Linked DNA regions of Mus musculus: region 2 is linked to region 1. A link is a loop called in an ENCODE intact Hi-C map of the cell type or tissue named here. Cell type or tissue: heart. All regions are shown on one strand. Each heading gives the region's core, and the rest is flanking DNA. Links, peaks and the distances in the headings are about the cores only. Region 1 overlaps 4933404O12Rik (RIKEN cDNA 4933404O12 gene). Region 2 overlaps Trim56 (tripartite motif-containing 56).

Region 1 (11,180 bases), core at 1,671-9,670:
AAGTTAAAAGAACTTTCTAGATTACAGAGTGCTTAACGTACAGAAGTTCTTTTTTATTATAGTTTATATGTGATTTGGGTTTTTTTTTTCTTTTTGTTTTTTTGTTGGTTTTGTTTTGTTTTGTTGTTTTTAGGGTTTGTTTTGTTTTGGAAACAGGGCTTTGCTGTGTAGACTAGGTTGACCCGAAACTAGTAATTATCTAGCCTCAGCTCCTGAGGCGTGGGGTCACGAGCGTGAGCCACACACTCGGCTCGTTCCTATGTATGATCTGTATTTGCTCTTTGCCCAGCAGCAGTGTCAAGCCCAGCTTACCATACCCACCCCCCTTGCTTGCCCTTGATTGTCCTGCAGCTGACCCAGACCTCTCCACACGGCAGCCACAGCCTCTGCCAGAGTCCTCCTAGGCCTTGAGCAGTGCTCCACCCTGTCTCACATAGCTGCTGTTCCCTGACAGCCTACCAGGACTCTGCCCTTGGGGATCACTCACCAACACCCCATCAGGCAGCCTCCCCAGCGCGTGCCAGCCACACCTTCCACTCAGCCGCTAGCAGAGCTCAAGTTCTTCCACCCAAACCCCTCACACCTCCCTCACCTCAGACCTCTCCTCCTTCCTCATCCCGTACCCCCCCCCAACCTGCCCCCACCAGGAGTGTGAAACCCTAGCGGGGGAGCTCTCCCATGGGTTTAAAAGAAACCAAATGAACCTAGAAAAGAAAATGAAGATAAGTTGTAATCTCACTAAGACTTGGTTTACAACCTGCTTTAACCCTCAGCCAGGTGTGGTGCTGCCCCAGGGTTGTCCTGTAACTTGGGCGATAAGCCAGGAAGATCAGGAGTTGGAAAAAAAAAAAGTTCCTGGAAAGACAACTCAGAGGTTAACAGTTCTTATCATTCAGTCATAAGGACCAGAGTTCAGAGCCCAGCACCTACCCTAGCCCCATGGAAGGGATCAGAGACAGGGGGATTGCTGGGACTTGTCAGCTCTCAACCTAGCTGAGACATCATGAACCCCAGACCCTGCCTCTATACAGACACCCAGGCACAAATGCACACAAATCAATAATTTAGAAAAGTAGTCTGTTTCTAAAAAGGTATGGTCGACTGTGCCTTTAATCTTAGCTCTCAGAGGCAGAGGCAGGCAGATCTCTGGGAGTTCAAGGTCAGCCTGGTCTACCTAGAGTGGTCCAGGCCAGCCAAGGCTACACAGTGATGCCTAGTTTCAAACAAACAAAACAAGAAAGGTGTCCATCATCTTTTGCTGTGGCTGTGGCATAGGACGGATGGATCACTAAATATCTAAGGGCTGGGGCTATGGCTCAATCGGTAGAGCGCTGATCCAGCGTGAGTCCCTGGGTTCCTCCTGTGATGCATGTAAGCGGAGTGAGGTGGCACACACCTGCAGTCCGAGTGCAAGGAGTGGGGGCTCAAGATCACCCTTGGTGCTGGACGTGGTGGTGCACTTGGGAGACAGAGGCAGGCAGATCTCTTGAGTTTGAGGCCAGCCTGGTCTACAAGTTTCAGGTAAGTTTCAGGACAGCCAGGGCTACCCAGAGAAACACTATTTTTAAAAAGGAAAAAAAAAAAAGCATCATCCTTAGCTGTAGAGAGTTAAAGGCCAGCCTGGGCTACAGGAGGTCTTGTCTTAAATAAATAAATACATACGCCGGGCATGGTGGCGCACACCTTTAATCCCAGCACTTGGGAGGCAGAGGCAGGCAGATTTCTGAGTTCGAGGCCAGCCTGGTCTACAGAGTGAGTTCCAAGACAGCCAGGGCTACACAGAGAAATCCTGTCTCGAAAAACCAAAATAAAATACATACATACATACATACATACATACATACATACATACGGGGGCTGGAGAGATGGCTCAGCGGTTAAGACCGTTGACTGCTCTTACAGAGGTCCTGAGTTCAATTCCCAGCAACTATATGGTGGCTCACAACCATCTGTAATGGGATCTGATGCCCTCTTCTGGTGTCTGAAGACAGCGGAAGTATACTTATACTTACATGCATAAAATAAATAAATCTTTAAAAATAAAAAAGTAAATAAATAAACAAATAAACAAATGAACCAACAAAAACCCTGATCCCTTAAGATGATACAACTTTGACCTCATTGTTGTACTGTATGCAACAGGTACTCTGGGTCCAGGGGGGAAAGGCGGGCTCATGGACCTCTTTGTTGAGGTAACATTTGAATCCTCTATGTTTTTAAGAGTTCGCCTTGGCAGCTGTCTGAAAGTTAATCCTGTGAAGGGACCTGAAGCAGCCCTCTGAGGAAGCCTCGCGCACCCCTGCCGAAGAACATCGCAGTGTGTTCATTCCCCTTCCGTTGGCCTCAGGATCCAAGCAGGAAAGAAGAGGGAAGAACTCTGAAGGACATGAGAGGGACCCAGCTTACAGTCCAGGTGAGTTCCTTGTTCCAGTCAGAAGACCCATCGTATGACAGTGTGCCTAAGGCATTAGAGGGTCTGAGGGAGGGGTTCTGTTGGACAGCTTGGCTGCCAAAGCTGGCTCTGCCTCTCAGGGGTACTGCCCCTCCAATGCCTGGGAGAGAAAGCGCCGAGCCACTTACTTCCTTCATCCCCGCAGCCAGAATCCTACAGGGCTGGTAGGATGGCTCAGTGGTTAAGAGAACTTGCTACTCTTGCAGAGGACCCAAGTTTGAGTTCCAGCGCCCACACTGGGTAGTTTACAACCACCTATAATAATAACTCCATCTCCAAAGGATCTGACACCCTTTTTCCCGCCTTTGAGGTCACCTGCACACACAATGGCGCGCACACACACACATACATAGAAAGAGAGAGATTTAGAATGTACTGTCTGACAGGAAGCAGCTAAAGAAAGGAAGGGTTTCTTTAGGTTTGTGGTTTAGAGCAGCAGTTCTCAACCTGTGGGTCGTGAACCCTTGGGTCAAATGACCCTTTCATAGGGGTCACCTCAGATCATCAAAAAACACAGATATTTAAGTTACGATTCATAACAGTAGCAAAATTACAGTTATGAAGTAGCAATGACAGTAACTTTATGGTTCGGGGTGAGTCAGCACACCAGGAGTTAAAGGTCACAGCATTAGCAAGGTTGAGAACCGCTGGCTTGAAGGGTTCGTTCGGTCCGTCATACCAGGGAGGGCATTACAGAGCTCACAGCAACAGGAGTACGTGGCAAAGACTTCTCACATAGTGGTAGAGAAGGAAGAGACAGAATAGACTGGGACCAGACGTGAGGGGAATCCTCGAAGGCCTGCCCAGAGTAACTTAGCACAGACCAGGCCCCTCCAACTGAAAACTCCACAGCCTTCAATGTAGCCCCGTAAGGTGCTGGAGATATGGGTAGGCAGTGAGAGCTCCTGCTCTTGCTGAGAACCTGAAGTTGATTCCTAGCACCCACCATGGGCAGCTCACGGCCACTCTGATGCCCTCTTCTGGCTTTCTCAAACACCGGCACTCATGTGTCCTAGCACAGAAAAATAAATCTAAAAACAGCAGCACAAGCCAGGGACTGATCATTCAGAATGTGAGGACGTCTCAGATTCACACAGTAAGTCCACAGATTGTGGGAAGTCCTTCTCCCCTAATGCTGTCTGACCCAGCAGGAAACCACACTTGGGAGTAACCCACGGGGTGCTCTGCACGTGGAAACCCCATGTTTGTGGTCAGCCCCTGGAACCCCCCATTCACAGTTTGCAGGCTCATCAGAGGGTTGACTTGAAGCTGCGCCTATCCGCAGGGAGCTTTCAGAGAGAGACTTTATATAAAAGACCATCGCCGTGCTGGATGCTTAAGAGCCGGGTATGGTGCTGTGTTCCTGCAGTCCCAGCACTTGGGAGACAGAGGAAGGTAGATCTCTGTGAGTTCAAGGCCAGCCTGATCTTCATAGTGAGTTCTAGGCCAGCCAGAGTGGCATAGGGTGACCCTGTCTCAAAGAAAAAAAGAGAAGGAAGAGGAGGAAAAGGACGAGGAGAAGAAGGAGGGGGGAAGAGAGAGAGAGAGAGATTGATTGATGGAAGCCAGGCATAATGGCAGACCAGAGACCTCAGATGACAGGACTGCAAGCATCAGAAGTCCCTGTCCCTTGTACTGTACCTGGCCCTGTGCCACTGCTGGTCCACCCTGATGGAAGATTGACCCAAGCCCTCTGATCCAAGAAGACGCCCTCTGAATGACCAAGCTGATATGCTGATAGGGGCTAGCAAGGGTTGGGCATGGAAACCTGGCCTTGGCTCCCAGTTCCCAAAGGCGTGATGAGACTCTGACTCACTTCACAATTTAGACTTGAGTCTCAGTGTACAGCTAAGCTTGGACAAGCTTGTTTCGATGTAGCCCTTGTTTATTTATGTGTTTTATATTCATTCTCCCCGCTCTCTCCCTCTCCTCTCTCTTGCACACACACATTTCTGCAACAGCACTTTTTTTTTTTTTTGGTGGGGACAGGGTTTCTCTGTAGCCCCGCCTGTTCTGGAACTCACAGAGCTCCTGCCTCTACCTTCCAAGTACTGGGATTAAAGGCTGTGCCACCACCACCTGGCTGCAACAGCACACTGTTTATAGTTTACATAATCATCCCTGTAACTTTGTAGGAAAGGCAGCCCCTCCTCTCAGCAGGTGTGTGAGCTGAAGGGACCCAAGGAACTAACCAGAGAGGACCAGTGGGCAACCGTCAGTCTGGATTCCCAGCCCCCGAGTAGATTTGTGGCCAGCCTGGTGTGGAAGGAAGCTGGAAGCCACCTGAATAGTGGTTCGTTGCCAGCATCAACCGGCTCACATTACAGCAGCCTAGCTCCTTCCTAGGTACCCCCTTGGGCCACTGCTCTATTGCTTCTTATCTTTGTGTGTTTGGGAGGGGTGTGTGTGTGTCTGTCTGTCTGTGTGTCTTTGTGTGTTTGGGAGGGGGATATGTGTGTCTGACTGTATATGTCTGTGTGTCTCTGTGGGTGTGTGTCTGTGTGTGTGTGTGTGTGTGTGTCTGTGTGTCTCTGTATATATGTGTGTGTCTGTGTGTGTGTGTTTGTGTGTCTCTGTATGTGTGTGTGTGTCTCTGTGTCTGTGTCTGTGTGTCTCTGTATGTGTGTGTGTCTGTGTGTGTCTGTGTGTGTCTGTGTCTGTGTGTCTATGTGTCTATGTGTGTGTCTGTGTGTCTCTGTATGTGTGTGTGTGTCTCTGTGTGTGTGTCTGTGTGTCTCTGTATATATGTGTGTGTGTCTGTGTGTCTCTCTGTGTGTGTCTGTGTGTGTGTGTCTCTGTATGTATGTGTGTGTGTGTGTGTGTGTCTCTGTGAGTGTGTGTGTCTGTGTGTTTCTGTATGTGTGTGTGTGTCTGCAGGCTTAGCACATGCTTGCTTTTGGGAGTTGACTCTTTCTACTGTGGGTCCTGGTATCAAATTCAGGTTGTCAGACTTTTCTCAGCAAGTGCCTTTGCTCACTGAGCCATCTCGCCGGTCCGTTTTTCTTCTTTTTTACTCTTGTATTACATTTCCCCTGTTATGAACAAAAGCTAAAATATTAGTGTGAGAAAACTTTTTACTGTTGCTATTTTACAAGAACCATGGGTGGACATTTGAATACCTGTGGAACACCTGCTGACTAGATGAACATGCATGTATGTGTTTATTTATGTATTTTCCCCGTTGATCACCCTAGAGGATTCTCAGGCCACTAAACCCTGGCATGGGGTTACTAGAAAAGACTATCAGCAGGCCCAGTCTTGCTCGTCTAGGCAATACTGCTCTCAGCCACAAGAGGGCGATATTTGTCCATGAATGTCCCTCACAAAGCCTGCTTTAAACCTCACCAGCTTTTCCTGCCCCCTCCAGGGGACAGAAAGAAACCAGTGAGTGTTTTATCCAGGTCACCCTGAGCCACTCCCCACTCAGCCTGCTCTCTGTACCAATAAGAAACCACCTTGGGAGTGGGCATGAGGGCTCATACAGTGAGATAGCCATACCTGCTTCCTCTGTGTCAACATGGGCTGCTCCACGCACTTTCTGGAAGGCTCTTCCCTGCCTTTCAGCAGAGAACACCTTTCCAGAAGTCTCCGTGGCTTTCATAGTGTCAGATCATTCTCCCCCCGAGCTCCCAGGACCCAGCGCTTGCAGTTTCAAAACACTCAACAAACTGGTGGCCTGCCTACTAGAAGGGGAGCCCCAGGAGAGCCTGGGTCAGGCTTGCCTGTTCACTGCCCCAGTGCCACGGCGCCTGGCTCCCTCGTGAGGCTCCGTGAGGCTCGGGAGAGGTGTGCTAAGTGGGTGCGTGACCATTTCAGCCTTGACCTTCCCATTCACATGGCTTTCCGATGTCCCCAGAGTCTCTAGAAACACATCCCGAGTAGTGGTGTTACCAGTTCTGCCCTTTGTCCCTTGTGGCGATTGAAAGACCATGTGGTTTAGTCTAAGGTAGATGCAACTTCAGGAACTTCCAGTTTGGGCTCTGCCTCTCACAGGCTATGTTGTGTCTGCTTTTTGTTGTGTTTTTTAAATAGGGCCTCACATAACCCATGCTAGCCTCAAACTCACGACATAGCTGGTTGTGGCTTTGAACCCTGCTCCTCTTCCCAATACAGTCCTAAATGCTAGGATTATAGTCTTGAGCCACCACATTTGACTGTACAGCTTAGGCCGGCCTGGAACTAAGATCCTCCTGCCTCAGCTTCCATAATGCTGGAATGACGGGCCTGCATCACCACACCCCATTTTATTTCTGATGTGTAGAGAGTCCGTAGCTGAGCTTCCAGGGAAACCAAGCACAGCCTGACATTGCCAGCCACCAGGCCCAACTTCTGCAGTTCTTTCTTCTAAACCCTTTTTGGACACCTTTGAACACAGGGACCCCCCTAGAACTCCAAGACCACCTGGCCACTTGTACTTGGCCCTTCCTTCTTCTTTGTCTTGTATCCCAGCACCAGATAGCAGAGGTTGCTCTGACGATATTTACAAGTAACCCATCCACTGCAGCGGCTTCTGGAACACACAGCGGCCAGGCCTTCCTGCTGATCGCAGGCAAGCAGAGTTCCTGGGGATGAGGCATCAGGAGCCCTCACAAGACCAAGGCAAGGAACTAAAGAAAGAACCCAGAGCCCGGTGGCGGTGGCACACACCTTTCACCCCAGCACATGGGAGGCAGAGGCATGCAGATCTCTGAGTTCAAGGACAACCAGGGCTACATGGAGAAACCCTGTCTCAAAAAACCACCGAAAGGATGGAGATTTTACTGTGTAATAAAGAGGAGAGAGAGGCTATGAAGGAGACATGTAGCCCAGCAGGAGAAGGATGTTTTGGGAAGCACAGGCCTAGATTCTTCTCTTATGTACAGGGTTGGAGACTCTTAGTGGACCCCAAGGGTCACCTGTGCAGGACTGTGTGTCATCTGGAGCTCTCTGTCCCAAAGACACTAGTGTCCCTTAAACCTAGCCTTTCTGTTTCCACCCTCCCTGCCTGCTTCTCGCCCTGGCTGTCTTTGTTTACTATAAAGTCCCAGGTGACCTTGAAGTCCCAGTCTTCCAGATGCTGAGGTCACAGGGATGCATCGCTGTGCCAGGTTTATGTGGTGCTATGGATAGAACCCAGGACCCAGGGAGCCTCATGGGGGAGCCAGGCGCTGTGGCACTGGGGCAGTGAACAGGCAAGCCTGACCCAGGCTCTCCTGGGGCTCCCCTTCTAGTAGGCAGGCCAGTCGGTTTGTTTAGTTTTGAAAGTGGAAGTGCTGGGCCGCCGGGAGCTCAGGGGAGAATGACATCACCTGACACCATGAAAGCCACAGAGACTTCTGGAAAGGTGTTCTCTGCTGAAAGGCAGGGAAGAACCTTCCAGAAAGTGCATGGCTACTTTGAAGCTAGCATGGGTTCTATGAGGGTTTGTAGAGTGGTAGACAAAACGCTCTACCAACTCAACTACATTCCCAGTTTTGAGGCCGGGGTTCTAAGTAGCCCAGGCTTGGCCCAAACTCTTTTTTATAGTAATTAGTTTATTTATTTACCTGTACTACTTTTTTATTACAGCTATTTGTGTGGGGGTAGGGCACAATAGGTGTGGAGGTCAGAGGTCATCTTGTAGGAGGTCATTTGTGGTAGCAAGTGCCTTTACACACCAAGCCACCAAAGCAGCCCCACTCACCCATGACCCTTCTGCCTCAGTCTCCCAAGTGCTGGGATTGTAGGCACACCTGGCTCTCTGTGTCTTGTCTTTGCTGCTGCTCCGAGCATGGGAGCCATCAAGATGACCCTCTAAGTCTGTCTCCCCTCCACTACTGTCCTGGGGGTGGGGGTGGGGACTTCTTTGGTATCCGTCTTGTGAGATAGGAGCGCCCCCGGAGCCTCGTCACGTCACCGATGACGAGCGAGCATCCACCCTCATCCCAGCCGGAACCTTCAGCTGATGAATAAGACTTGATTTGTCCCCTGAGCCATTGCCACCCCCGATTCATTCCATTCAAAGGCTTTAGCTCCCAACGGCTCATCTGACGCTGGGTGCAGTGGGGCCCCCTCGGAACTCCACTTCCACACGAGGAGGATGTGCGTTTTCTCCAGGGTGATGAGCTCTGACGTGGGTTCGAGCCTATTCAGGTGCTGTATCCGTCCTGTGATTTGTCTCCTCTCGATGGCTGTTCGCCTCCATCCAAGGAGCGTCCTCCCTCCCTGCATTCATTGGGAGTCTGCCTCTCCAGTATGAATTATGGAGTGAATGGAAATTTTCCCTTATTCATAGTGTACAAAGATTCCCTCTGCGGCAAGAATGTGTTGGCTTTCTGCTGAATCCCATCCAATGTCTGGGTAGAGCCTGGCCCAACGTGAGAACTAGGCTGAGGCCTGGTTTGCTTTCTGTTGCTGTCATAAATACCATGACTGAAGGCAACTCGGGAACAAAAGAGGCCATTTGTCCCACAGGCTCAGTTCATCATCTAGAAACCAGGGCAGAAGCTCAGTGCAGGGACTGACACAGCAGCCTTGCAGCAATGTGGCTTGCCGCCCTTGGTTTCTTCAGCTACCTTTCCTGTCTGCCTGCCTGCCTGCCTTCCTTCCTTCCTTCCTTTCTTTGTTTCTTTCTTCCTGTCTCTCTCTCTTTCTTTCTTTCTTTTTTTAAGATTTATTTATGAATATGAGTACACTATAGCTTTCTTCAGACACACCAGAAAAGGGCATCAGATCTCATTACAGATGGCTGTGAGCCATCATGTGGTTGCTGGGAATTGAACTCAGGACCTCTGGAAGAGCAGTCTGAACCGCTGAACCATCTCTCCAGCCACCAGCTAGCTACCTTTCTTATACAGCCCAGGACCACCTATATAACCCAGACTGGTCTCAAACTTGCCATTCCCCTGCCTCAGCCTACTGATTGCTGAGATGATAGGTAAGAGGCAGATGTTTCAAGCCTGCCCAAAGCCCACCTCTTCCTGAAAGCCCTCCAGGATTCTGTGAGCCTATACATTGACAAGTTTCTGTGTGGATTTGGTGTCTACAAAAGCTCTCTTCACCCATATCCGCAGCAGGTCTCCAAGGTGAACAGCCTCTGGCACATTGGAACAATGTAGATAAGGAGGTCAGCCAATTCCTCCTGCCTTCTGTTTTTCATAACCCTAGCTGTCTCGTCTGTCTTTATGGTTGTGCTGTGGAATGCACGCATGCATGCACACACCACAGTGGGGAACAATCATGGAGGAGGTAGGCATTGCATTGGGAAGCATTGTCTGAGAGATGCCAGGAAGATGCACTAGTGAACCAGAGAGTTTGGATGTCAAGCCGTGTAATGCTTCTTAAAATATAGAAAAGTTCTAACAAAGTAATATTTAATTTTTTTCTCCTTCTACTTGTTTTCACTCCGTAGACCAAGGTGGCAGGCTATCAGCCTTTGTAGAATGAATGTAGCAGGCTTGGCTTGGCTTGGCTTTGCTTAACAGACATATAATTTTGGTTTTGGTTTTGGTTTTGCTTGCTTGCGTGACGTGACGTGACGTGACGTGGTTTCCCTTTCTATCCGTGCAGGGTTCCCAGACTGCCCTTTGAGAATAAAATAGGAGGCCAGAACCAAAGTCTTTTGGATAAAACACCGCGACTGACCACACACTAACCCATTTGGCTGCCCTCCTTCCCAAGGCACAGATCATCCCAGCATGTGAAGGCCTCCTTCTCTCCCTCCCTCCTTCCCTTCTGACCCATTTTCACTCTTCCACCACACAATCAAAAATAAATAAATAAATGAAAAAAAAGCTCTCTTCATCTATGGTCTACTTATACCTGTTTTTTTCTTCTTCCCTGACAGACAATATTTGAAAGTGTCTTTTGCATTCTCCACGGAGTCTTCAAGTGCTGCAACACTGAGGGAAGGGCCGTGCCTAGTAGCTGTGTGTCACTATGGACTCTGTGGTATAGGAGATGGGCTCTGGCCAGTTGCCTTTGAAGATGAACTTCGTTTCCAGATAGTTTTCACACAGGGCGGTAGGAGATTTCTTACTGCTACACCTTCCACCCTAGCCCTGACCCTCGCCACCAGGCCGCCCAGCCATATTAGCTCAGAAGATCCATAAAGGGGCTGGAGCCCCAGTCCCCTCCCCTCTGCTTGAAGATGTTATTAATTAGAGTTGTGCTAGGATGCAGGAATGACCTTGGGAAGGGGCACTTGGTGACTAAGCAAGAATGGGCACGGGTGTGCTGACTCACCACACCCAGCTTGCAGGGGAGGCTGACTGAGGACCACCCTCAGGGTGACCTTGGAGGTCTGCAGGCTCAGCTCCCGCATTGCCTAGTCCTATACCTGTCGGGGAAATGGTAACTTCGGAACTTAGTAGGCAGACAGTTTCTGGAGGTAACATAGAGACATGAAGGGGTACACTGAGCTGGTCCCCAAGGGGGCCCCAGGTGAAGGTCACAGCCCTTCCTTTTCGCCTACGGCTGAGTTCTGGGTCCCACCAAGAATAGAACTCCCCTTCCTCGTTGGCTATGAAAATGTCTTAATGTCTCTAAATCCCAAGTTGCCTTATGGCCACAGCCCTGCTTCCAACCTTCTTCTAAAGCAAGTACGTTAAGAGATGGAGATGTCGCTCAATTGGTAAGGTGCTTGCCTAGCGTGCACAGAGAAGCCCTGGCTCCCTTTTGCAATTCTTCAGAAACCAGGTGTGGTGGTGCATTCTTGTAATCCCAGTACTTGGGAACATGTGGGCAGGCCGCATCGGGATCTGTTGTCTCC
Region 2 (11,180 bases), core at 1,448-9,447, 180 kb after region 1:
GGAGCCTGGCCATGCCGAACAGGCTTAGAAACTCCAGCAAGGACCAGGGGTAGAGGGAGATGGCTTGTGTGTGAGACATTCTCTTTGCATGACCATGCCACGACCATGGCCTCTGTCTCTCTCTCTGTCTGTCTCCACCCCACCCCGAAATGCTATTTTCCTCTCTTTCCCTTCCCTTCTCCTTCCCCATTCACGTGTGTCCTTTGTTTGACACAGAGTCTTGCTCTATAGCTAAGGCTGCCTCTTGAGCTCCACATCCGATTGCTGCTACCTCCTAGGTGCTGGGATTACAGGCATGGCTCACCGTGCCTAGCTGGGATTGCTTCCCCCTCCAGATAGCTCATGATGAACCATCTGGTCTGGAGAAGAGAAAATAAGACACTGTCATTTCTGAATCCGCAAAGATGTTTTCGGAGTTGGCCCCTTAGAAAGGTGAAGCCTGGAAGCTCCCCTCTCCAGCCGCTCAAGGCAGGCAGGAAGCTCCGATCACGCGTCTAGCCTGGGATGAGTCCCTTCATCCCCCTCTCTCTCTATGTCTCTTCTACTCTCTCTGGGACCCAGACTCTCCCTGCAACAAGGCTTTTCAGCCAGAGCTGTGGGCAGCAGGGGTGACCCCCAACACTGGTGTAGCCGTGGCTTCCCTGGTGCACAGCAGGATAAGTGGGTTTGGAGGGAGGAGGCTCGCAGCCACATGGCTTGGAGCACGAGCCCCTCGTGGGTCTGACCACAGAGGCAGGCGTTCCGCCTTGGGGTTTGAAGCTGGGAACTAGTTGTCCTCTCTGTAATCTTGGCTCACATGGACTGAGGCAGTCTCCTGTCGCCGCCAGGCCCCCTCAGCTTGCTGCTGAGTCACGTTCCCCCGGGCTCGCCCAAGCGCCCAGGTCTACGCTTAGTCATCGGAGAATGAATTGCAGAATTCTTCTGTAGGCTGTCACTGCAGCAGTGAGGCTGTCCCTGAGCCAGGCCATTCACAGCATTCCCTCCCAGGCTGTCATTCTTTCTCCTTGCTGGGGGTCCTGGCTGGAAGAACAAGGCAGTGGAGGGGAGGGGCAGCCCAGAGTGGGAACTGTCTCAGAATTATCTTCCTGCATCTGCGTGTTAGACTTCTTCAAGGCCTCCATCCTCCTTTGTTCCTTCTATCTTCCTGTCTTGTGTGTGGGCGTATCTGTGCACGTGTGAGCCAGCGTGAGGTAGCGGAAACCAGCGGACAGCCATGGCTGTCGGGCCTCAGGCTCCATTTACTTCGTATGTTTGAGAATTGGCCTCATTGGCCTAGGACTCACAAGTAGGACTCACCAGGCTGACCAGCCACATCTCCAGGGCTGGGATTGTAAGGGCACACTACCGTGTGTCTCTTAAAAACAAACAAACAAACAAACAAAGCCATTCTTGGTTGTGTGTGCGTGCATGTGTGCCTGTTTGTATGCCACTGCAGATGTGTGGAGGTCAGAGGACAACCCGAGGGAGTCGCTTCTCTCCCTCCACCTTGTGGGGTTTCTGGCTTGGCAGCACACAACTTTCCTGCTGTGCCTTCTTGCTGGCTCAGTGCATGGCTCTCAGGAAGGCTCACATCAGAAGCAGAGCGTTGCTCTGGAGGGCTCCATTTGCCCTGCAGAACAGCAGAGCTGAGAGGAGTCTGGGTCACAGGATCACTGTGCTGTGGTCACTCTTCCTCTACAGTGTCTTCAAGGAATCTGTGTGCCCATCCAGGGAGTGACCACCAGGCAGCCATGGTAATCTCTGCTTCCTAGGTACTGGTGTTGAACATTCTCCATGCCCCGGAGCTCATCTGTCTCGGTTTGAATGTGAAATGTCTCTCACAGGCTCATGTTTTGAGATTCTATTTACTTTCAGCTATGAGTATGGGTATGTACACCTGCCTGCAGTACCCACAGAAGCCAAAAGAGGGTGTCAGCTCCCCTGGAGCTTGAGTTAAGGGAGGCTCATGTGAAGGGAGATACTGGAAACTGGACTAAGGTCCTCTGCTAGAATAGTGCATGCTTTCAACTGCTGAGCCATCTCTCCACCACCAAGCAACTGCCCCTGGCTTGCAGTAGTCTTCTGGGGGCTGGGGTGGGGTGGGGGATGGAGACTTTAAGAGGTGGGGCATGGTGGTGAAGTGTGTCACCAAGGGGGTGAGCTTTGGAAAGTTACATCTGTCCCCCGGCTTCAGTCTGCACTACTTCCTGGTTCCCTGTGATATAAGGAGTCTTTATCACACACTCCTAATGCCATGGCGGACTGAGACCCTTTGAAACTGTGAGCTGAGATGCGTCCCTTCTCTCTTGTTTCTGCAGGGTTACTGTGTGTCTTTGTGTAGCTATGTCTATGTGTGCGGAATGTAAGTCAGAAGTCAATGCTGGGTGTCTTCTCCCTCTCTCACACAACACACACAGAGACCCACACACACACAAACAGACACACATACACACACACACTCACACACTTTATTCATGTTATTTTGGGTTTGTACTTGGGGCAGGAGCACACATGCCATGGTGGGCATGTGAAAGCCAGAGGAGAGCTTGCAGGAATCAGCCCATCTTTCTACCCAGGTGGATTCCAGGGATCAAACTCGGGCCATCTGGCTTGGTGACAGCTATCTTGTCACTACACATCTGAGAGAGGGTCTCTCACTTAACTCGAAGCTCGCTGATTCAGCTAGACGAGCTAACCCATGAACTCCAGGGATCTGTCCATGTCTGCCTCTCCAGCACGGGGGATCATAGGCATGCATCAGCGAGCCGGTTGTTCTGTGGAGGCTGGGGATCTGAATTCAGGCCCTCGTGCTTCATTTGGCAAATGCTTTACTCTCTGAGCCATCTCCCTAGTCCCTGTGAGGTACTTTCAGTCACAGCCACTGTGCTGGCTAGCTTTCCTGTCAACCTGACACAAACTAGAGTCATCCAGGAGGAGGAATGTCAGTGAGGAACTGCCTCCATTAGACTGGCCAGAAGGGAGCCTGTGGGACATTTTCTTGATTGACAGTTGATGTAGCAGGGCCCAGCCCATTAAGGGTGATCAGCAGATGGGCCCCAGTTGCATTGCATAAAAGAGCAATCCAGGGGCCTAGAGAGGATGGCTTAGTGGTTAAGAACACTGGCTACTTTTCCAGAGGAGTTGGTTTCAATTGCTAGCACTCACATGGCAGCTCACAACCATTGGCATCTGACTTCTGGCCTCTGAGCAAGCCAGGGCGGGGCAGCATCCTTCCATGGCCTCTGCATCAGCTCTTGACATCAGGTTCCTGCCTCCGCGTTCCTACAAGCTGAAAGCTGAAATAAACCCTCTTTCCCAGACTGCTTTGGGTCTCGGTCTTCTTTCTCGGCACCATGAAAGCAAACAAGGCTAGGTACACAAGAGTAATTGATTCAGAAATGGTTCCAGAGAACTTTATTAGAAACAGGAGGTACAATGTATAGAACTATAAGGCTTCACAGCATAGGCACTTGGTCCCATGACAACTGAGAAGTGGGCAGGGCTGACCCTCAGGATCTCTCCTCAACCCACTCTCTCCTGGTCCCTAAGATAACTGGCTACAACGTCCTCTGGAGACACCTTGTGTTGTCTTCCCAAAGTTCCACCTTCTTCTGGTCTTCTTCCCTGTATATGCCCACCCTCTTCTACTTGGTCACCAAGATACTTCGCCCAATATGTGAGGAGAGGAATATCTGATGCCACTGACGTCTCTGCTCCACCAATCCCAGGTGGATCCCAAGTTCCTGAAGATCTAGCATCTTCCACTGGGAAGAGAGCGCGCTCACTTCCAACTGCTTTCTCTGGCAGTTTGCCACCAGCTAAGGTAAGGGAGTTTTCTCCCTACTTCTCAGGTCTGCACCTCCTCTCTTCAATTCCCACTTAGAGGACTGCTTCCACCTTCAACTTCCCTGCCAAAGAGAGATGGCCAGGCACCTTGGCCCCTGCCACCCGTCAATCAAATTCCATCTAGCTCAGCTCGCCAATATTACCCATTTCCTTTAGCACATTAAAAAAAAAAATCAAACTTCTCCTGGCCATATGTACATTCAGAATTGTGCCCATAGGGATTAAGGAAATGATAGCATTAAATAATAGATTTACCAGTGAAAGAGCATACGCTTGCCCCACCTCCCCCAAATCCTATTTTCTATAAACTATCCAAAGATAAATATGGCCACTCTTGCCATGGTTTTAAAACAACAACAACAACAACAACAACAACAAACTTTCCTGAAATGTCAGGGTAATTGGTCCTCGGTCAGAGCAGCTGATTCCCAGCTGGCTGTGAGAATGTCCCTGGCTCTTAGCCATGGGGCCATTGGTTCCCTGTGCTTCTGTGGTCACTTGTATGTTTTGCTGAGTGACTTGTTTGTGTAACTTCTGGAAAGTAATACAAATATTGAGCATATAAGCTATGAGTTTAGCATCTCCCTTCATCTTGCAAGGGTCCCCAAGAAGCGCTTGGTTCTCTGTCTCTTTAGCATTTGGGGGATTCGCTTTCAGAATCAGGAGATTCCTCCCTCTTTCTGTTGGCAAAACCTCTACCGCTGAGTCATACTCCAGCCCCTCACTGGGGAAACCTAAGCAAGCCCTCTGTGCCCGACCAGCTCAAACCCTCTTTTTATTTTTTTAAAAAATATTGTCTTCCTAAGTTGTTGAGGGAAGACTTGAATCTGCTATCGTCCTGCCTCAGTCTCCCAACTTTGCTGGGACTGCAGCCTACACTACCATGCCTGGCTTCATTTCTGAAGATCTCTCACTGAAATACCACACACACACACACACACACACACACAAACACACACACACACCACACGTGCACTCCCAATACAGGTTCCCGAGAACCTCTGCATCTTTGCTGCTACACAAAATACCGGCAAGAAGCCCCTACAGTCTTGTCTCTTACGCCTCCTTTCCCAAAAGGAAGGCGGACACCTCAATCATCTCTCTCTCTCTGCTTTTGAAGTCTATCTTGAGAGGCACAATAGTGCCCCCTGCTGGAGACTTCCCACAAGTCAAGATTTCTGCAGTTTGGCTGGCTTAAGGTTGTGGCATACTGAGTGTCAGAGCCCTCTCTACACATTAAGTCACTTCACAGACGTTTAATGAGCACTTGCCTGTGCAGACAGAGAATGACAACACACACACACTGTCTGCCCCTTTATACAACTGCTCTGATCCCATTTGGTTCTTTATCCCTACTACTTGGTCTGGATTGGTCAGGAGATTCAAGACTTTCGAGAATGCTCAGAACTTCATAGCCATCCCATCATCTGTGGAGACCACCCGGTCCCAAAATAGCAATCCTCCTGCCTCACTCTATGTGCTAGAGTTACCAGTGTGCACTATCACATCTGGCCAACTAGTTAGTTATTCTTAAATATTATTTATAGAAGTCTTCAAGCATATAATACTAACTGAAATGGAAATGTACAGATGTGAGTACCAGCCCAAAATAACTCAAAAAGATGTAACCTCCGAAACAAATCATTGACTATTTACAGATTGGGAATCCATTGTCTGCCTGGCAACTATTTGGACACAGTCCCACCAGTGGCTCACATTACGCAATCAGAATCTGCCCGGTCAGTCTTTCCTTGTGCGTGCATGCATGAGTGCACGTGTGCGCACCTGCACAAGGTCCACAGGACACCAAGGGTCCATGCTGTTACTCTCCTATTACTTGGAGTCAGGGTCTCTCGATGAACCTGTAAGCCTGGCAGTAAACAGATCTCAGACTCTGCCCCCTACCCTTATAGCTCTGGTACACGTGGCCACACCTGGCTTTTTATATGGGTGTTGGGGATTTGAACTCAGGTCCTCGAGACTGGATAGCAAGCGTTCTTAGCCACTGAGCTGTCTCCCCAGCCCTGTGCTCTCTCTTATGACTACATCACATACTTTTCTTCCAAATACTTTTCATAGTTGTGATCCACAGACGTTCATTCTATCAAACCACAATCTATTCAGCCGCTGCCTCACCACGGAGGGGTTTCCAGTTAATGAAGCAGCTGTAAAGGTCTCTCTGCAAATGTTTTTCTGCTACTGAATTATCTTCCCAGAATGCATTCCCCAAAGGGGGATGACATCCTCGCCCCCTGCCCCCGCCCCAGTGCTAGAGACGGAACAAATATCAAGTAAGCACTCTACCAGTGAGCCACTCACTGGGGAATTCTAGGCAGGCTGAGATTAACATAGTTTTACAATCATCCCAAAAAAAAAATAAATAAATAAAAAAATCCTCCTGTGGCAAATATTGCTAAATGACTCTCTGGGAGGCATTATTTCATAGTGCCAGGAATCTACATGTTTCTTCAGAACACATCTGTAACTTTTATCTTTGGCGTATGCCAGTGGTTTTATTTGATGAATTCTTTTTCATTTTATAAGTCCTTGCTCATAGATACTTCCCCTGGGTATCTAAACTATTTTCTTCTTTGTCCAGATAGGTGTCCTTTTTTTTAACTGGTATTTCAGCTTTTCCTCATCAAATCAAAATTCTCTGTTGTTTGTAATCTTACTGGCCCTCATGTCTTCCCTTATGCTTTGCTGTGTATATATTTTTATGTTAGCTTATTTATTTATTTATTTATTTATTTATTCATTCATTTTTGTTGTTGTTGTTCATTTGCTTTTTTAAGAGCAGTTTTGTTGGTTTTGTTTTAGCCAAGGTCTCACGTAGCCTTGGCTGGTTTGGAATTTGCTAGGTTAGCCAAGGATAACCATGGACTTGTGAGTCTCCCATTCCGACTGACTGCCAGGACTGTAGGTATGTGCTATACCTGTTTTTATTCAGTGCTGGGGATCGAACCCAGGGGTCGGTTATGCCAGGCAAGCACTCTACCAACTGAGAGCCAGAGCCCCACTTGAAGGGGCTCACTATGGAGCCTAGGCTGGCCTTGAACTCACAATTCTGCTCTCACCAACTGAGTCCTGGGGATTATACCAGGCTTGCACCTCCATATCTAGCTTTTAAATTTTATATGTAATCAAATCTGGACATTGGTGATTCCCTACATTGGTTTCTACAAACAGGGAATTCTGTCCAGAAAAAGATGTCCCTTCTCTATCCTTAAACTTCCATCTGGACTTTATTCCAAAGGCCCCTGTGTCTCACACACACACTGTGTCATAATAATCCCTACCTTAAATGTCTCTTCAGCCTCATTTCTCCATAGCCCCCTGGCTAAACACACCCTCCAAAGCCACCCCTACCGTCTTCATCCAAAGACGCTGCCACAGATTAAAAACACTGAGGTGACTGCGACTCACCTCCAAGCGTATCTCCAGAGTTTTATGCCTCCTCCCGCCTTAGGTCCCCCATCCATCACTGCTGACTTCCCAGATTCTCCCATGCTGGCCTTTGGGCTTCAGCGCCTCCCCAGACCCCTCCTGTCACAGATGAAATCACATCACTTCATTCACATAAAGGCTAACATTTCTGAAAAGGGATTTTGCCAAGATAGCTAACAAAAAGCATAAATAAACAAGATTCCAGGAAACAGAAAGCATAAGAAAAGTCTTATAGAGATTTCATAATCTGTTTAAATGTCACATCCTATTTAAAAGTTAAATCCTATTTAACTTCAGATTGGCTAACTATCTGTTTAGTGGTTTTGTGATTTGCCTCTAAGATTATATATTACAGATATCCATTTTTTGCGTATTAAATCCCACCATTCATCCAAGCATCACTAATGCCTTTCCGTTGGGCCCATAATGGCCTTAAAAGATACATGGTGTTTCTCTTATTTTAGAGCTAAGGGAACATGGCTAATCTTTATGGACCTTGAAATCATGGAGACGTTGGACCTCCCTAATCTCCGCCCCAGGCCCCGCCCACCTGGGCAGGTGCAGCGATGGTGGGAGGGAAGAGCCAGCGGCTCAGGGTGGGGGGTGGATCATGTGTGTCTCTGCTGAGAAGGTGGGGTGAGGAGTGGGGGCAGGTCAGTGGGCAGCTCGCGGTCCTCCAGCTTTACCTGAATGAAGCGGTTACGGGCCAGCGGCATGTTAGGCAGGCTGAATTGCCATTTCTTTCTTGGTGTCCGCACCTGTGATCTTCCTGTTGATGGTGGGGAAGGGGCTGGAGTGTGTGACGACCTTGTGATCTTGCCCCTGCCAAGCACCCACTCAACGTCGTCCACGCCCCTCATCGCAGTCACGCCCAAACAGTGCCATCGAGATCTCCAGCCTTCGTAGCCTGCAAGGATGTCAGGGAGTCCTTCAGACCCACTCTTATCATCAGCCAGGTGATGCCATTGGCCAACACTTCATTCACAATGTCCGTCTGGCATCTCGGACTTAAACGCCCGAGTCTCGCTGATATCCTAGAGACCCAAGAATCCCTGCATTTCCTGCAGGCCCAGGAAGTCAGCAGGATATTCCTTTGCCATACGCTGACATACCCTGTTCACCAACACTTCTGACCCTGTCTCCTGCAGACACTGGACATCTTCTTTGTGAGGGGACCCCGGCCAGCCTGGCTACTCCTCAGCTCACTGAGCTTCGTGAAGACTAGTGTCTCTGAAAAGGTTCTGCTCCCATCTTCAAGAACTTCTGGTCCGACTAGAACCAGTTGATGCAGACTTTGATCACCTTGGGGGTGGGTGTCCGTGGGCTTCACCAACAACTATAAGCATCCCTCCCCCATCATCTGCTGTGTCTCTGGCTGGCAAGCCTTAATCAGCACCACGTGGATCTTATCATCATGGCTTCTGAGGGCTTCGATGCCTTCTGAAAACTCGAGAGATGTCTGGTTTGTGGGTACCGAAGGGAGGATGGCGTGTAGTCCATGCACTTGGTGAAACACTCAAGGACGGTCACTGCCGAGGCAACCCTGCCCTCTGGACAGGACCCACGAGTGTGGATGCTGACACCTTTCAACCACCATCTGGAAGAGTTCGACTCCCTCTTAACGTTGGGCATCTTTGCTGAACCACTTGAACATGCGGCCAAAGATGGAGTCTCTGTGGGACAGAAGCTGGTGCCTGAGAGTTGGGAGAGAGTCCAGCTTTTTTTTTTTTTTTTAACAGTCTCTGCGTATAGCCCAGGCTGGGCTCAAACATATAATCCTCCTGCCTCAGCTTCCCAAGTGCTGGGATAACAGGTGTGTGTGAGTGTGTGTGATGCTGCATCTGGATTTGATCTCATACCTCCACTTCTGCTTGTGCCTGCACTCTCTGACCCCTGACCTCTGACCCCATACTTCATTGAGGGAGTTTCTACTCCGATGGATTGGCAATGCTATTGTTGTTCTGAGATCTCTGGCCTCCTCTGACCCCATGTTCCCCTTGAGAATGGCCAGTTCTCACCTTCTTTCCAGCATGCCTAACATATCTTGACGTATACTTGGTCTTCCTTTGCTTGGAGGATGACTTATGTTATCTCCCTTAGGATTCTCTTTCACCTGCTCCAAGGTTTTGTTTTGTTTTCTTTTGTTTTTTAGGAAGGAAGATATGCCTGGGAATTGACTTCAGGACTTTCAGCAGGCTAGCCAAGTCTTCTAAGACCAAGCCACGCCCCCAACCCCTCCCTGGGGGATTCTAGGCAGGGGCTCTACCACTGAGCCACGCCCCCAGCCCCTCATTGGGGGATTCTAGGCAGGGGCTCTACCACTGAGCCACGCCCCCAGCCCCTCATTGGGGGATTCTAGGCAGGGGCTCTACCACTGAGCCACGCCCCCACCCTCATTGGTGCATTCTAGACAAGCCCTCTACAGTGAGCCATGCCCAGACTCCTCACTGGTAGAACCTAGCAGGCACTCTACTACTGAGTCTCTCATTGGTGAGTTCTAGGCAAGTGCTTTACAGAGGAGTCCTGACCCCATCCCAGGAATGGTTCTGAAGAATACAAATCAAGAATCAGGCTTCTAAATCTCAAAACACCTAAAACTACAGCAGCAGCCTTAGCTGCAGGAATTGTTCCAAAGCAAGCAGTTTGGTTGACTGCTGGCATCTGCTGTGTGCTCAAAGCTATTGCCAGCCAACACTACTCTTAGTAGCTTCTATCCCTGTACATCACAAAAGGAACAAGCATTTTGCTAGTTGGGAAAATGCCCTTGGCCAACTCATCCTATAGGTGGCTCTGCTTCTATTATGCCCTCCCTCCCTCCCTCCCTCCCTCCCTCCCTCCCTCCCTTTTTCCTTCCCTCCCTCCCTCCCTCCCTCCCCACCTGCCCCCCACCCCAGCCAAAAGCCGCTTTAGCTGTCAGGAAACCTGACCCTAAAGACATGGATGGTCCCATTGCTAAGTGACACCACCAAGTACTTGCCGTCTACCATGGTGGTTACCCGGGGCTTTTCCAGGCCATGGTATGCTGTTAGGAAGTCACCAAGAAGTGACCCCTTGGGATCCAGTATCACCACCTTGTTTACCTCTCGAAGGGTCAGAAATATGTAGCCCTTCTTATCCACAGACACAGAACCTGGCTGGCAGCCATGTAACCCAGGGCCCTTGTATTCCCAGATCACCTGACCTAACCCATCACAGAAAACCACGCTATTCTGCTGCCAATCTGACCCTACAAAATTGCCCTGGGGGCTGGTGGTTAGGAACACCAGTGCCCGCTGGCCCCGGCTAGCCTTGCCTCCAGGGATAAAGCGGGTAGCCAGGCTGCCATCTTTCTTGTATACCTCCACATGGCCTGCCACACTGACAGCTACTCGGTCTCCACATGGCATTGCGGCCACGGCGTGGCTGGACTGGGTGAGGCTCAGGGACCTGCGCCACTGAATTTCTCCGTCAGGACTGACAAGATAGAGTTTTGCATTGGCAGAGAAAGCCACTGCATTCTGCAGGGCAGCCACGCTGCACGGGGAACAGCCCTCGGGGACCTGCACTGTGCCTTTGTAGTCCCCATTGAGGGAGAAGCGTTTCAAGACCCTGTTCTGCTCATCTGCCACCAAGATTTCCTGGGGGCCGTAGGGACAGAGTCCAGTGATGCGAGGGGAGCGCTTGTCCCCGGGCATCCTCGTGGGGAAACTCCAGGAAAACACAGGCCGAGGGAGGAGGCCGGAACCTTCTAGGTTTGGCCTCAGGATGGGGCTGGGCTCCCGAGAAACAGACTTGCCTCTGCCTTTGCACTTCTTCTTCTTGTTAGGCCTGTTACCCCTTTCGATGAAGACCCCATCATCTTCTTGGGGGTTCTGGTCTTTGCCTTCTTTGGGAGTCAGGGGCTGGGCTCCACCCTGCTTCCCTATCTT

What was found. Peaks named below come from ENCODE experiments on the same cell type or tissue, not always from the same donor. Only the 100,000 strongest peaks of a DNase experiment are listed, where the experiment ranks them.
Region 2: a loop joins it to region 1, with 3 times the contacts of the local background. A loop is called at or near these places in 25 of 42 quality-filtered maps.

The regions. Positions count from the first base shown.
Region 1 is chr5:136,923,483-136,934,662 of GRCm38, forward strand. It overlaps 4933404O12Rik (RIKEN cDNA 4933404O12 gene), which reads left to right. Exons shown (of 4, transcript NR_015555.1): 3 at 2,222-2,413; 4 at 10,257-11,180. Among named protein-coding and RNA genes, the nearest start is that of 4933404O12Rik, 9.9 kb to the left of the region's middle. In heart, for the core only: a CTCF peak has its summit at 5,733 (motif pointing right); a DNase peak (open chromatin) is centred at 5,759; H3K27ac peaks cover 700 bases.
Region 2 is chr5:137,102,278-137,113,457 of GRCm38, forward strand. It overlaps Trim56 (tripartite motif-containing 56), which reads right to left. Exons shown (of 3, transcript NM_201373.4): 3 at 9,009-11,180. The coding sequence ends at 10,179. Among named protein-coding and RNA genes, the nearest start is that of Trim56, 8.3 kb to the right of the region's middle. In heart, for the core only: CTCF peaks have their summits at 1,882 (motif pointing right) and 4,978 (motif pointing left); DNase peaks (open chromatin) are centred at 4,284, 4,994, 8,007 and 8,744; H3K4me3 peaks cover 321 bases; H3K27ac peaks cover 675 bases.